2 separate regions of the Homo sapiens genome follow, and region 1 is linked to region 2. The links are chromatin loops, found by intact Hi-C in ENCODE. Cell type or tissue: PC-3. All regions are shown on one strand. Each heading gives the region's core, and the rest is flanking DNA. Links, peaks and the distances in the headings are about the cores only.

The links. Hi-C counts contacts between places; a loop is a spot of excess contacts. Peaks named below come from ENCODE experiments on the same cell type or tissue, not always from the same donor. Only the 100,000 strongest peaks of a DNase experiment are listed, where the experiment ranks them.
Region 1: a loop joins it to region 2, with 4 times the contacts of the local background. A loop is called at or near these places in 2 of 110 quality-filtered maps.

The regions. Positions count from the first base shown.
Region 1 is chr7:142,843,451-142,851,722 of GRCh38, reverse strand. No RefSeq gene overlaps it. Among named protein-coding and RNA genes, the nearest start is that of EPHB6, 7.5 kb to the left of the region's middle. In PC-3, for the core only: no CTCF peak of the experiment used is centred there; no DNase peak of the experiment used is centred there; H3K27ac peaks cover 408 bases.
Region 2 is chr7:142,709,128-142,717,690 of GRCh38, reverse strand. It overlaps TRB, the pseudogene TRBVB and TRBV27. Among named protein-coding and RNA genes, the nearest start is that of PRSS1, 36 kb to the left of the region's middle. In PC-3, for the core only: a CTCF peak has its summit at 5,137 (motif pointing left); a DNase peak (open chromatin) is centred at 5,170; H3K27me3 peaks cover 557 bases.

The DNA.
Region 1 (8,272 bases), core at 1-8,000, 130 kb before region 2:
TTAAACAAATTAGATAACACAGAAATACGATGAAGGTCCCAAGTCAACAAGACTCCAACTTTAGGATGAGGACTTGTTCTCAGATTGTCAACATTTTAGCCAGAGCTCCAGCTATGAGGTCTACAAATTTCAGGCAAGAAAAAGAAGGGAACAGGATTAAAACGCTACATCCAGCTGAATTAGCACTGTTCAAAGAACCTTTCTGGAAGATCCATTCAGTGACTTCATATGTATTATTGGCCAGGACAGTGTCACGTGACCACCCCTACCTGCTTGAAACCTGCAAAATACATGCTGCACAAAATGAAATTAAAGCTGTTAAACCTAAGAGAGGAAGAAAGAAAGCGTGTTAGCCAGGGGAACAGCAGCCTCTGCCACAAATGAAATAAAATGATCACGGTAATCTACATTTTTCCCTGCAATCAACAGAGATCTCTATCTCCTTTTTATAGGATATACTTGCTGGTACTTTCCCCCAGACCACTGTCTTTACATAGGTTTAATGCTCAAAGATGGTCCCCAGGAAGTTAGTGGAGTGAAGGGAAATGCTAGGAGTGTCCTCTTTCTAAAATAACCATGACATGATCTCAAAAGAAAAATAACAAATCCTTTGCAGTTACCCATACAAACAATAGGACTTGAAAACATTCTAGATTTTAATAAGATTTTGGGCAGGGCAGTCCTCATATGCAGAGCAGAAGTGATCAACACTCCACACCATTCTTTGCTCCTTTCCTGGTTTGTATCTTTTCCATTCAGGTGCATATAGGAGATGGGATGATCTATGATGTGGAGCAGATGGTCCCCTGGTCGGCTCTTCCAGTAGAATGCAGTCTATTTCTGGAGCTGCGCCTCCAGATAGTGCTCTCTGAAAACATTTGCATTTCCTAAACTGAAAGGGTGGCCTGCATTTCTATGAGATCTGCCTTCTACTTGTAGATGTGGCTGACACATTTCCTGGTTCCCATATTCTCTTGTCTTATAGTATACGTCTCTCTCTACATTCAAATGGATTCTGAGAATCTATCCCATCAGAACTTAAAGCACCACCGACAAAGTGGAGCTAGTCAACATGAAGAATGAGTAAACAGCAACGACAGCACTTGAGATCTTTTAACAATCTGAAGCAAAGTAGAAAAGGAATGAAGATGTAAGAGTTCAAAGAAAAAGTCTTCACTTTATATTCTTAATGAGTTAAAAGCAGATGTGGAAGCTATATTAAAAGGTTGAGATAAAAAGGGACAGTGGCGGGGGGAAGACAAACATAACAGTCAGGCAGGGCGTGGTGGCTCACGCCTGTAATCCCAGCGCTTTGGGAGGCTGAGGAGGGTGGATCACCTGAAGCCAGGAGTTTGAGACCAGCCTGGCCAACATGGTGAAACCCTGTCTCTACTAAAAATATGAAAATTAGCCAGGGAATCCTAAACTTAAATTTAGAATTCCCGGTATAATCAAATTCCCCGGCACGGCCTCTTCTCCTCTGTCTTACTTTGAAATAAACATAAACATTGCATTGGTTTTCTATCAATGCCAGAAAAAATCTTAGTGGTTGAAAACAACACATAATTATTATCTTACAGTTCCAAAGATCAGAAGTCGGAAGTGGACCTCCGTGGGCTAAAATCCAGGTATTGATAGGGCTGTGTTCCTTTTGGAGTCACTAAGGAGGGTCTGTTTCCTCACTTTTCCCAGTGTGGTTCTTGGAAGCCACTGTATTCCTTAGTTTGAGGTCTTCTCCTTTATCTTCAAATCCAGCAACATCTGGAGTGCAGTGGAGCAGTCTCGGCTCACTGCAAGCTCCGCCTCCCGGGTTCACGCCATTCTCCTGCCTCAGCCTCCCGACTAGCTGGGACTATAGGCGCCCGCTACCATGCCCGGCTAATTTTTTGTATTTTTAGTGGAGACGGGGTTTCACCGTGTTAGCCAGCATGGTCTCGATCTCCTGACCTCGTGATCCGCCCGCGTCGGCCTCCCAAAGTGCTGGGATTACAGATGTGAGCCACCGTGCCCGGCCTCTTCTTCCGCTTTTAAGGACTTGTGTGATTACTTCGGGCCCCCCGGGATAATCCAGGGTTATGTCCCCATCTCAAGGTTAGCTGATTAGCAACCTTCATTTTCCTTTGACATGTAAATGAGCGTATCAACAGGTCCCAATGATTAGGATGTAGACATCTTTGGGACCAATATTCTGCCTACCACAGACATGAGGGCTGGAGTTCCAGCACCATATTGGCATCTGAGCCAAAGCTAGCGACCATATACTTCTAGACTTCTTGTTGCATGAGGAAAATAAACACCTGTGATTGCAATTTGTGTTACTTGCAACTTCACACATCTCTAATAGATACAGACGCAGACATTAGATCTTTAGCCAAGGGCTAATTATTCTCAAAAGGCAAGATGAGGCCATTTTCAAATCTGCAATTCTTAGAAAATTTGCCACTCAAGTCTGTTTTCCAGCAAGATGCATTACAAATGTGCTCTGAACAATTAGGAGATGAATAATCAATTGCATTCTTCATTAGGGAAGATGTGATTGAGAAAAAGTGGTTATAATCACTTAAACTATCTAAAATTGTAGGATAAATAAAACACAAAACAAAATACAAACTTGCAAATCATGAATCAATAGTAAGAGGAAAATTAAGTAATTGAGGGTAATTATGATGACAAAAGTAAAATATCATATGTAAGTATAATAACAAAGTCTGTTTTTAAAAGAATATTTTAAATATCCAGGTTGTCATAATGCAAAATATAAAAGAGAAATAGCAAAGACAGGGATGTCATCAGTGAAAAATTCCTTGACATCCATCAGAGGAAGTCAATAGTTATTGCAGACATAATTAGGTAAAAGAATTTTAATGTTCTAAGATAATCATGAAAGATTATCTTTAAAATAGGGTGTTAGCCTCACAAGTCATGGATAAAAGATACAAGCAAATGGACATGGTTCCTTCATCCAAAAGCAAAATAGGTAAAAGATAACAAGAAAGCCTTAAAATACAGAAAGCATAATTAAAGTGACAGATGTCAAACCAAGTACAAGGTCTTAATAAGCATAATATTCCAGAACAATTCTATGGTAAGTCATTGGAATAAGTACGTCATGAAATTTCTTCATGTAGCAAAAAACTTCTCTCCCATTTCATAATACACATAAATGTTGTCTATTGCATTTCTAGAAACATTTATGTAAAAGAAAACACAATTTTTTTGTGTCTTACATAAAAGAGACACAATATTTTGGGGGCACTTGACCATTTCACTTTTCAAATAGCAATGCAACCATCAGTGACAGTACAAATGAATGCTGTTAAAATTAAATGTATAATTTTGAAATATTTAAATCATGGAGTTTAAATAAACATACTCACACACGTAATTGGAGGGGGGGAATTGCCATCCCTACCCTGTTTCCCACCTTTTCTCTTCTCCTCCTCTTCCCTGCACCTTCACAACCCAAGGAGAGACAGGAAGGTGATGTTGACTTGTCTATAAAATTGATTAGGCTCTTACAAGCAATAATTTCAAACTTCATCTAAGTCTTTGTGTAGCTAAAGCAGCAATCATGAAAAGGTATATAACTTGAAAATGAGCCCACTTTTTATTTATTAGAAACCTAAAAAGATGCAGTTTGAAAGTGGGACACGATTTTTAAAATCATGGTCTACTCATATTTAAATTCAACAAAAATATAGGCATAAAATTTTAATCCCTTTAAGTGAAGACATGAAATTATTTATTTTCATATTGGAAAATAGAGTAAATTCCTTAACTGGATATATTCCTTCCTTCAAAGTAAATTAATGAAGAAGAGACATTTGATAGATAATAAAAATCTAAAATATAATTAGTTCAAATTACAGAAATTTCCCCCGTTAACTGTCATTAAATCCCCACTGACAACTCCAACTCCCCTTCCCTTCTCCTGCCACAAATCTTTTAATTGCCTGGAAGAAATTTTTCTGATACTGCTCTTGATTATAGCGTAAATTACTAATCTTATTGTGGGCAAGGTGGGCTTCACTAACTGTTAGATAATTAGGTTCTTCTTCCTTGCAACTTTATTCTGTACTATTTATGAGAATTAATAGGTGGCCTTGGGAGTTTTGCTTTTCTGAATCATCATGACCTGTTGGATACTAGAAAAAATAAAAACTGGCATATTTATGACTCACATTGGTTGCAGGATGAGGAAGAAGAATGGATTTAGTGTCACCCTATATTATGCTGCTGGAAAACCAGAGTAAATTGAATAACTCAGAATTACCCCAAACAGACTTTAAATGCCAGACTAATTTAACTCCAGTCCATCCTTAAAACATCAGTTATCAGCCCAGAAGTTAGCCATCACATACACGGTCAATTGATTTTCTACAAGTGTGCCAAGACTATTCAGTGGCAAAGGACAATCTTTTCAACAGTTTTTTTCCAGGGAAAACTGGATATCCACATGCAAAAGACCAAAGTTTGACCCTTATTTTATAGCATATACAGAAATGAACTCAAAATGGATAAAAAAAAAACCTGAACTTCAGAGCTAAAACTATAAAACTCTTAGAAGAAAGCATTAGGAAAAATCCTCAATAGATTGGATTTAGCAACACTTTTATGAATATTATACCAAAAGCACAGGCCACAAAACAAAAAGTAGATAAATTGAACTTCATCAAGATTAAAAAAATTTTGTGCATCAAAGGATATTATTAAGAAAGCAAAAACACGACCTAACAAATAGGAGAAAATAATTTCAAATTATATATCTGCTAAGGAATTAATATCCAGAATATATAATGAACTCCTAAGACTCAACAACAAAACACAAAGCAATTCAAAAGTGGTCAAAAACTTTAATAGACACTTTTGCAAAGCAGATATACAGTCCAATAAGTATGTGAAAAGATGCTCAGCCTCATTAGTGAAATGAAAATTAAAATCATGGGGTATCACTTTATGCTTTCTAGGATATAATAGCCATTATATATAAAAAATATATAATGACTATTATATAATATATATGATATATATTATCTATTGTATTACATATATAATATATATTATTATATTGTATGTAATATATAATAGCTATTATACAATATATTATATATAATAACATATAATTTTTAAAAATAATAATATAATTAAAATGTTTTAAAATATAATAGCCATTATATTTAAAAAAACAGCAAGTAAAAAGTGTTGGTGAGGATGTGGAGAAATTGGAACTTTTGTACATCACTGGAGGGAAATGTAAAATGATGCAGCCACTGTGGAGAACAGTATGGCAGTTCCTCAAAAAATTGAATGCAGAATTGCTATATGATCTAGCAATTCTATTTCTAGGTGTATACCCAAAGGAATTGAAAATAAGGACTAGAACAGATATTCGTACACCCATCATCATGGCAGCATTATTCACAATGGCCTAGAGGTGGAAACAATCCATGCCCATCAACAGATAAATAGATAAGCAAAATGTTGTATACAAGCACAATGGAATACTATTCACTCATAAAAAGAATGTAATTTATTTATTTATTTATGTTTATTTATTTATTTTTGAGATGGAGTCTCGCTCTGTCACCCAGACTGGAGCGCAGGTGGCATGATCTCAGCTCACTGCAAGCTCCGCCTCCCGGGTTCATGCCATTCTCTGGCCACAGCCTCCCGAGTAGCTGGGACTATAAGAGCCCGCCACCAAGCCCAGCTAATTTTATTTTTGTATTTTTAGTAGGGACGGGGTTTCACCGTGTTAGCCAGAATGGTATGTGTTCTGTATTAGTCTGTTCTGTGTCACTATAAAGGAATACCTGAGGCTGGGTAATTTATAAAGAAAAGAGGTTTATTTGGCTCACAGCTCTGCAGGCTGTACGTGAAGCATAGTGTCCACATCTGCTTCTGGTGAGGGCCACAAGAAGCTTCCAGTCATGGTGGAAGATGAATAGGAGCCAGCAGAGAGAATGGGAGGAAATGCCAGGTTTTTTCAACAACCAGATCTCGCATGAACTGACAGACTGAGAACTCACTCATTACTGCAAGGACAGCATGAAGCCATTCATGAGAGATTTGCCTCCATGACCCAAACACTCCCCACTAGGCCCACCTCCAGCATTGAAGGATTACATTTCCAAATGAGATTTGGAGGGGAAAAAGCATCCAAACTATATCATGCTACAAGATGGATGGATCTTGAAAACATACTTAGTGAAATAAGTCAGAGACAGAAGGACAAATACTGTGTGATTCCAGTTGTATCAGTGTCTTAGTCTGTTTAGGCTCCTAGAACAAAATACCATAAACTGGTATTAACAACAGAAATTTATTAACAACAAAAATTTATTTCTCACAGTTCTGGAGGACGGGAAGTCTAAGATGAAGACACCAACAGCTTCAGTGTCTGATAAGGGCTCGCTTCCTGGTTCACAGATGGTCATCTTTTTGCTGCATCCTCACGTGGCAGAAGGGTAAGAGGTCTTTCTTGGGCCTCTTTTATAAGGCCATTAGTCTAATTTATGAAGTCGCTGACTACATGACCTAATTACCTCCCAAAGGCCCTACCTCCTATTAGCATCCGCTTGGGGGCTAGAATTTCAACATACAAAACTTCAGGGGACCCAAACATTCAGACTGTAGTGATCAGGTAGCAAGAGTAGGCAAATCTGTAGCGACAGAAAATAGATAGAAGATACCAGGGGCAGAAGGAGGAGTTATGGTTTTATCTGTAGAGAATTTTTGTTGAGGATGCTGAAAACATTTTGGGTGTAGACGGTGGCAATGGTTGTACAACATTGTGAATATATTTAATGGCAGTGAATTGTGGTTAAAATGATAAATATGAAGTCATGTATATTTTACCACAATAAAAAAATCTTAGTTCACAGGTTGCTGTTTCAATCACACTCACTCACAGAAGACTGTTTTTTCTTTCATCATGTTTCCAATTGTAAATCTGTATTTATTTGTGTGGTTTTTGACGATTGTCTTTCTCCTCCCCAGGACTGATGTTCCATAATGATTTCCAAGTCAGATTTGCTTACTTATCTACTAATAGTATCTAGCCCATTGAAATAATTCAGTATAAAACATTTTTACTGAAATTAATATTTTTAGTAATAAGAAAGGAAAATAAAATACAATCTTGAGTAACACATCCATTGCAATTATCTAAATCTTTTCTAGCAGTTACATTTATAGAGATGAATAATTTTAATAGGTCATTTAAAAATATAATTTGGCAAATGTGGCATGACTAGGCCACACACAAACACAGATAGAGAAATAAGTCTAATTATTCTATTGTTACATCACATAATTATCCACGATCAAATTATGGATTGTAGAAAGGATAATTATTCCTAATGGTCTCCAAAAGCCATCATTTGCTTTAATTTGAATTTGGTAGCAATTGAGCAAAGCAGCTGATTACAAAGGGGCATAGCAATGCATTCTGATTTTATGTAATTCATTCTGAAGACTAATAGCGATGGTAAGTTAACAAAGTTTCCTACGAGAATCTATACATATCTTGTAATAGACTTCAAATAAGCCAAGTGAGTGGGAAGTATTATGAACTTTTATATCTTATAATTAGAAATAACTTTGTATGCAACTGACGGTTCTAAGAGGTCAACAAGAAAAAAAGGATGAGGTCTGCTTCTATTTTTAGTTTTCTTTTCTTATTTAAAACTAGACAATTTGAGATTCTAGAATAGCTTCCTTGGTGAATGCTTTAAACTCTGAACACTCAGAAGTATATTGACAAAATTTTATTCTGTAAGCATTTTTATAAAACAATTCTGCTTCCAGTTAAACACCTTTTTCTTTTTTTAATGTTAGTGGTAGTGGTAATGGTGGTGGTGGTGGTAAGGATGGTGGATCCAACACTCCTAAAAATGGGAACTTTCTGTAATTTACATTAATTATATTGAAGTTGTTTTATTATATGTCAAATGTCTACTTTTGCTTCGTCTGCTTTATGAGTAATAAGTGTGTTCTCCAGTTATGTCAGTCTATTTTTCCAAATGGAAACAAATAATTTCATGTGTTTATAAATAAGTGACTAGGGCCTTTAAGACTTTTTGTTGGAACTCAGATAAGTTTGTGTATGATTATAATTTGAGCCTTTCTCTGTGATCTAGGGTTTTTCCGTCTGCTAAATGCCACTGAATAATAATAATAATAAAAAGGCTGCTAAGAAACTAGTTGGCAGAGAGACAAGCTAGTTTGTGAGACATTCAAGATTCTAAGTAGAAGTTTGTGTAAAGTGATA
Region 2 (8,563 bases), core at 239-8,238:
GCTTCCTCTGGCAAGGGCAGGCTCAGGAAGGTAAGACCGTCTCTCCCCTTGTGGCAGTCTTTTCTGTTCAGAGAGGAAGTGGCTGTGCAGGGCTTCGGGTTAACGGCTGGCAGTGTCTATGAAGGGCTGGATGTCTGGAGGTTGCAAGAAATAGAACTTAAAGTATATATATATTAAAAAAAAGAAATGCTCAGTCTTATCTCAAGAGACACAGGTCTATTAGAGACTCTCTATTTGTTTGTACTCCAAGCACCAACTGAGAAATAGATTAGTTGGAGCTTCATTCCTGCCTCTTGTCTGGCTCAGCACATATTGGTCATAAAACATATTCTGGTTGTAATATAGAACTTTATATTCTGACTCTGAAACTTGATAAACTGAAATTTCAGTGACACCAGCATTCATGGACATTGTGGCTAAAAAGAGAGAACTTAGGAAATATACTGATGTGTAACCACCAGAAAAAGGCTTAATGTAGGGTCTAGCAAACCAAGTTCAAGGACGTCATACCTGCACCCATGACATGCCTATTCCAAAGAGGCAAAAAGCTATAGAACAGAGAAGTCAATGGCTGGTGAGTTCATGGTGGTGTCTCGGTGTTGGTGTTAGCTCTGTTCAGGCTGTTAGAAGAACACACAGCGGAGAAATAATCCAGTCAATGATTCAAGGCAATCGTCTTGGAGGAAGTGACTTCTAAATTGGTCTATGAAGGAGAATCTCCCCCATTCCTGGAGTCGCCCAGTCCAGACCTCTCTGTACATTTGCACCAGCAGTTTATCCACAGTGCTGCACAGCCAGCTGCAGTCTGCACAAAAAGAGCAGCTGGAAGAACAGATGAATACCAGAGAGAGAAATGGTATTCTGGGTAGAGTGACCATTGTAGATAAAGACCCAGGAGTGAGTCAGCAGTGGACATATTTGGGGATGTGCGAGAAATGGGATGTTTCTGGAGTAGATGCAGGCAGTTGTGGTAGTTGAAGGATAAGGGAAGTCAGTGTTAGAAAGGTGGGGGATATGCAAAGGTCACATCATGGAGGGGCTGAGAGACTTGCAAACTAACATAAACTTGAGACTTTAGCTAGTTAATAGAAATAAACCAAAGGGTTTTAAGCTTGAGGGAGTGGTTTTGGGTGGGAGCAGGTGCAGGCTTGCAGGTAGGGTGGCTACTTGGAAGGTGGCTAAAGTGATCCAGGTGAGATCAGTGAAATTAGAAAAGTTAGTAAAATTTGTGAGGAATTTAGTACTTAGAAAAATGCAGGATAGGGTAGTGGATTTGGTGTGGAAGGAGAAAGTCAGAGAGAGAGTGAAGATCAGTCTTGCATCTCTGGCTTGGGCATTTGGACCATCTGCTGAGAGGAAGAAAATAGGAGGTGCTGGGTTTCATAAATAACTCCAAACATGGTGTTCCTCCAAGTGACAAAACCTCCAGAATAAATAGGACCTGGAATACAGAACCAAATATTGTTGAGACCCATTAGATTGTAAATGGAGTCTTCAGTTTGGGCAACAGTTTAGTTGAATTTAAAGATTTAAGCTCCACAAGAAGAAAGGATGGGAGAGTGTACCCTGGCACTAGACCTAACTCAGTGAGCTTGTCCTGCCCAACTTTGAAACCTCATTGGTACAGCAGGTAGAGGATGGACCCCTGGTTCCACAGAGTGGCTGCATTGCAGAGTCCCTGAGGCTGGCGTGTGGGGAAGGGCTTCTGTGGGATGATGGAGGAAGTTTATCCTGTTGGTCGGTGAGGGGTCTCCTGAAGGAGGAGTCTCCTTGTTCTTGCAGCTACCCTCTGTTTTTGTGCAGAGAGCAGCTGGCTGTGCAACACTGTGGATAAACTGCTGGCACAGAAGTACAGAGAGGTCTGGTTGGGGCTGGGCGACTCCAGGATCAGGGGGAAATTCCTCTTCTCTTTTCGAGAGACTTTGTACCCTTCAGGAACATCTCCCTTATCAGTCACCTCAACATTCATTGAATAGTAGATCTGCCTTAAGCCCAGCCCTGGGTCTTGTCGATACCAGGACATATACTCATGGTTCATATTCTGAGAACAAGTCACTGTTAACTTCTTTCCAGTCACTGTGATGAGGTATCTTGGGTTCTGGGTCACTTGGGCTTCCAGGGGGCCTGTAAAGGAAGGGGACAGAGTTAGAGGCAGCGCTGAAGGGGATCTCCAATGCTTAAGCCTTTAGGAGATGCCTTGGGCTGAGGCCTACAAAATAAGGCCAAAAGTTGCCTATGTGTTCTGGGACTCACCTGCTCCTAGAAGGCAAAGGACCACATAGCCAAGGAGCTGGGGGCCCATGGCAGCATCAGGCAGGTGTCTGCCAGTTCTGGGGGCTCCAGGTGGTTTCTGTAACGTCTCCACCTCTTCAGCTATTTGGGCCTCAGAAACATTTTCAGGAGAGAAACCACTCCCACTTCAGCTCAGAGGGCTGAAGTGTACAAACGCAACACAGCCAACTCAGGCTGAGGACATTTGTAATCAATGTCATTTTCCTTAATCTGTGAGATTCCTTTCTTTATACATGTGCCACATTTTCTTATTAATACAGTCTTGTACAAACTGTCAAATATTTATGTATTTTGGATCTCAGGGTATAAAGTGGTGTAACACATTTGATTATCACTTAGAAGTGTGAGAACATAAAGCTTATAATATTGAAAGCTGCATTATCTTTTTTTTTTTTTTTGAGACAGAGTATCACTCTGTCACCCAGGCTGGAGTGCAGTGGCATGATCTTGGCTCACTGCAACCTCCGCTTCCCGGGTTTAAGCAATACTCCTGCCTCAGCCTCCCCAGTAGCTGGGATTACATGAAAGCTGCATTATCATATATTTTGAAGTCATTTCTACTCTGGCAGAAAAAATTTCAAGTATATCCCTGACTTCATTTATCCACTGGTATATATTTTTAGTCACTACATTTTAAAAGAGTCTAGGGTGTAAAATCTCAGATTCACATCATAGATTATTTTGCTAGTCTATTGCTGTTTAAAATCCAAGACACACAGCTTCTTTGCTCTTTAGCAAAATTGACTTAGTCATCATTGCTAGAGCTAGCAGCTGTTTCCACCAAAGATGGTATCTGGAGCATCTTTCTTCTTTTCCCCTTCTCTGTTCTTCTCCAGAAGAAGCTGGTGAAAGGCAGAGGCAACACCTGCTTCCTGCAGTAACCTCAGAGCCTTACCAGCCAGCTCTGCTTCCTGCCTGCTTTTGGTACGTGCTTTGCTTTCTTGCCACTCCACAGCTTGCTGTACATGGAAGGTATCTGTCCCTGGATATCGTGTTGTAGCCAGGCAGTGTTTGGGGCCAGGAGTGTCAAGCTTCTCTTAGATCTTCCAGCAGCTGCTGGTACTGCTCTCTTTTCTGCCTGAATATGTTCTTCCTACATTGAGGTGACTTTCCTAGGATTCCCCAGAATGCCTTCCTCCTCGAACACCTTTGAACTTTTCTTAATTTTTAAAATTAAGGTATAGTTGATGAATAAAAATTGCATATATTTACAGTGCTCATTGTGATTTTTGACACATGTATACCTTTGAATCCTTCTTGTACTTTGTAGGAACGAATGTATTCCTGGATGGTGGAATAGAAGGAGGCTACCCCTTTCTTCCCAAAAGCTTCCTACCACAAGTAGAGCCTCACAGAGCCCGTCATTGTTTTTGCCAAATCATTATCATCTCCAGACAAGAAGGAGCCCCCTTCCCGGTTTTCAGGCCTACTCTCAAACCTCAGAGATGAGTTCCTTGCCCCCAGACCCCTTCATGGTGAGAGGTGCAGCTCTAACAGTTTCCATTCCATGCATTGAGAAAGGAGTGATTGCTATCAGGACCTTAGCTCTGATCTAAGAGGAGTATTCTCTCTTTTTCTATTTCTTCACCACTGCTTTCTGGAAAAAAATGTAGGGAGAGAGCTTGGCTCTACTTCAGCCACAGGTGTTTGCATTTTCCTGGCAAATCCTCCATATCCTAGCTGTGAATTCGGGTGTTCTTAAGAGAGGGAAAACAACTTTCATTCTAAAAACCCACTGCAAGTAAATAATTTCATGTTACTTAGTAAACCTTGACATCCAAATAGCAAAATCTTTCAGAATTTACTCGCGTCCACATAGCTCACTATTAGTGGATATTGGATTTCCCAACATTCCGTGGTGTTTCAAAGTTGAACAGGTACATAATTACACTTCAGAGTATTATAATTTTTCCCAATGTCTTTTCATATTAGATTAATTCAAGATTTAGGAGGTAGCTAATTCTATATTCTGTCCCTCTACCAGCTAATTCACTCTCCTCAGCAATGTGGTTTCTCCTTCTGTGTTCCTTTGACTATGAGGCTATTCTGCTCTCGTTTCCTTTTCTACCTCAACCAAGGTACTAAAATGATGCTGTTAGCCTGAGGCTCCAATAGCCTTACAGTAGGAGCCAGTTGTTTTACTTTCCCACCCTTCCTCCCTACAACCTTCCCTCTGATCTTTTCTACCCAATTCCACCATATTTAGGAATTCTAGAAACTTATTCTATTCCATTTCCCTAATGTAGGGCAGACTCCTATGTCCCTAACAGCGGGAATGGAAAGTAAACAGAACCCTCTAGACGGCCGGGCACTCTGAAACATCTCCTTCATCTTTGCATTTTGATGAAAAAGCATTTCATTCTACGCCATGCCATCCCTTCCTCTCCTTCATACTTTTTCGGTCTTTGCTCTCTTCCTTCTCTTTTTAGGGACTGCTCATCCACCCAACCGGGGCAACAGTATCCCGATAAAAGCAATTAAGCTAACACCTACTAAACTGATGAACCATTTCCTAAAAACCCCTGTAAGAGAACCTACGCCTTGTCCCTTTAAATATAAAGCAACCTTTTTTTGTTTTTTTCTATGTGATTTTGAGCCCAGGAATAGACTGCAGAATTCTCACCTCACTTCAAATTCTATTTCACTTACGCTCAGGCCATTTTAGTTCTGAGAGTCACTCCAGTTTATGTATTTTCTTGTACTATATGATTAGCTTTTGAAAGACCCCAATGAGACATATTTATATATCAAGTTTTTAAAATTGATAATACAGTATTCAATTTTATCAAACTTTCCCTCCCACCATTATCTGAATTTTAATGTTTATATTACAGGAATATGTTAGTGCCCTCTAGTGGAACATCGGAGTGGTGGGCTGAATGGTTCCTTAAAGATGTCCAGGTGCTAATAATCCCTGCAACCCGTAACAGCTGTGGATGTTCAGTTAGATGGCAAATGGGAATTAAAGCTGCAGGTGCAATTAGGGCTGCTAATCAGCCGACCTTGAGATAGGAAGCAGTTCGTGGATTACCCAGGTGGGTCCAATGTAATCACGCAGGTCCTTAAACGTGGAGAGCCTTTCCCGGCAGTGTTTAGAGGGAGCTGTGAGTACGCAAGTAGGGTCAGAGCAACAGAACGTGCTGCCTTTGAAGATAGAGGAAAACAACCCATAAGGTAAGAAAATCGATTCTCCCCTGGAGCCTTCAGAAAGGAACCCAGATCTGCCGACACCTTGATTTTGGCTGGGTGATACCTATGTTGGTTTCTGAACTACGGAACTGTAAGGTGATACATTTGCATTGTTTTAAGCCACTAAATGGGTGGCAATTTGTATAGTAGCAACAGAAAACTAATACAACCACCAAGACCAAAAATGTGTGGTCAAATGTGTAAGAGGGCAATTAGGATGAAAACAGTAAAGGAACGAGTAAGATCGGAGTGCAGGGTGTCTGGGGCATCTTGAGTGTGTGTGGCGGCTCATAGGTTAGGTCGCTTCACCCCTGGGGTTTGTCATATCCGCTCAGAGAGGATGTGGCTGCACTGATAGGCTGCTGCTGCAGAGGGTCTCAGAGTCTGGTTAGTGCTGGACGATTTAAGGGTTGGGAAAGATGATTATTTTTTCCCTTTTTTCTTTTTGGTTGGAATGACTATGCTGACTCAGGGCATCTTTTTCAAAGCTGCCAACTTCAGAAGAATAATTAATAGATTAAATTTATCCCCAGCCCTGGATCTTATGGATTCCAGAACGTTTGGTCTGGTTGATAGTCTGAAAACATTCCGATACAACTTTCCTGCCTCATCTCAGGGTCTGTGTTACTTTGACATTCATGAGCCTTTAAAAGAAGGATGCAGAAAAGTGACTACATAGCCCACCAGGAAACTCATGTGAAAGCCACGAGGAAGAGCCTGTTCCCAGAGCCTGGACACACCAGGATGGTGATTATCCCATGTGCGTTCTGAGAATACCTGCCCCTGTGAGCCACAGGCCACACACAGATGAGTGTCCCAGCAGCTTCTCTCCAGATTAGGTCATTTCCTCACAGAGCCTTACCAAGATATGCACTTTTAGACCAACTTAGTTCTAGAAGAAATGGTTTTTTTCTGTTCTAAATATATTCTAACAGTTTTGTTCTCCAAAATACATCTTTTAAAATTTGTTGAGTTGGTTTCTTCTGAGGCCTCTCTCCTTGGCTTGTAGATAACAATTTTTTTTTTTCTATACCTTCTTTCTGGTCTTCCCTCTTTGCATGTCTGTGTCCTAACCTCCTGATAAGGACACCAGTCATATTGAATTAGGGCCCACCCTAATGACCTAATTTTAACTTAATTATCGATGTAAAGACCCCATCTCCAAATATAGTCAGTCACATTATGGGGCACTGGGACTTAGGACATCAACATATGAAATGAAGAAGGTAGCACAACTCAGTCCATAACAATGGAAATAATAAAAGTACTTACCTTACATATTTGTTGTGGCAATTAAATGAGTTGCCATGAATAAAGAGGTTAAAGGATTGCCATGCATACAGCTATTCAAAATATTTTCTCCACTGCTGCTTTTATCACAATACTTTCTTAAGTCAGTGCCAGTCTCTGTGTTAAACTACTCACATATTGTTTCATTCAACCCTCACCCCACTTCTGAGAGGCTTATATTATTTACTTCATTTTATAGATGTGAAAACTGAGGGCTTAGAGGGCTTAAGTCACTTTCTAAAGCTACTAAGTGCCAGAAACTGTCTGACTGCAAATCCTGCACTCTCAACCATGATGTGTAAATATTTCCATTTCTCTACATGCTTTATGGTAAATGTGATGGTGAACTTACTGCTTGACAATTTGACTTTTCAATTTCTTTTAGGAATTATTTTCCAATCACTCCAGTTTCTACACCTAAAACAGAATTAATACACTTTCCTTTGCCTGTGTTGTCTCTTGGTGTCATCTCCAAGTTACTGGTGGAAGGTATCTTGAGTTATCAGCAGTGAATCCCTGCTGGTCTGCAGCAACCTCAGTTCTTGCCTCCTCAGAAGAAAATTCCACTGAGGGTCATAGAGCAGAAAAAGAGACCAAGACAAGTTTTAGAGCAGGAGTAGAAGCTTATTAAAAAGGCTTTAGAACAGGAAAGAAAAGAAAGAACACTTGGAAGAGATCCAAGCAGGTGACTTGAAGAGCAAGTGTGGCATTTAACCTTGATCCTGGGGCTTCATAGGCGGCCATCTTGTGCCCCTTTCTCATTATTCTCCCCTTAGGATAGGCTGCCCGAATGCACAGTGCCCTCCTTACACTTCGGAAGTGAGCATGCGCAGTGTGTTTAGGAAGTTGTATGCATGCCCATCTGACGCTTTCTTCCTGTTTCTGTTGGAGTGTCCCTGGAAGGTCGTACTCCACCCTTTTGTCTCTCAATGCACATACCTGGGTTCACCTGCCCAATACCTGAGATTTTATTGGAAACCTTCTTTGCTTCTCCTTGGTGCCTGCATTCAATTGACACTTTAATGTTAACAGCTGTGGATCAGCAAGAGATTGTACCTCCCTATCTCAGGCTGCTGAATTATGCATTATTATTAGAGAGGCAACGTTATAATCTCTGAATCAATACCAGATTGTCTGACATTCTGGGCGGTGGGGGGAAGGGAGCCCTCTCCTGCCCCACTCATGCCTAACTAACTACCTGTAACATCCAGGCGCCCCATGCTGCCTCCCCACATTCCTTGCAGGCTCAGGGTGAACTTCCCAAGCAGGATTGGCTTTGTTTACATGCTATGATTTCCATTATCAATGGCAGGAATCTGTTACCTTCCTTTTTCTACCCTTCTTTAGTTTTGCTTTTAGATTATTATTACAGCAATTTTAGTCAAACTGAATGTGTACTTGTATCCAGGTTGGCATCTTAAATTGAAACAAATATCATTCTATATGTGTTCACTTTCTAAACATTCATGTTTTATGTATAGATTTTTGTGAATGGTACATGGTTTTAACTGTTTAGACACTCCTACAGAAACAAACATAGGATATAATTCTCTTGAGGGGCAACGTGCTAATTTCTTGTGCAAAATGGGTTTCCATTTTTATGCTTCCATTGTGTGGGAGGGAAGCTGGACAGTGAGTGAGCTTCCTCTCTGAAATTTCTGATGACAAGAACGGTTTCTACTCTCCTGCTGTTCAGAGGGTCACGTTCTGTGTTTTTTGTCATAACCTCCTTACCTTCCTCGGTGGCAGCACTTTCATGACTGGGTGCTGCTTAGCAGGGTCCATACACATT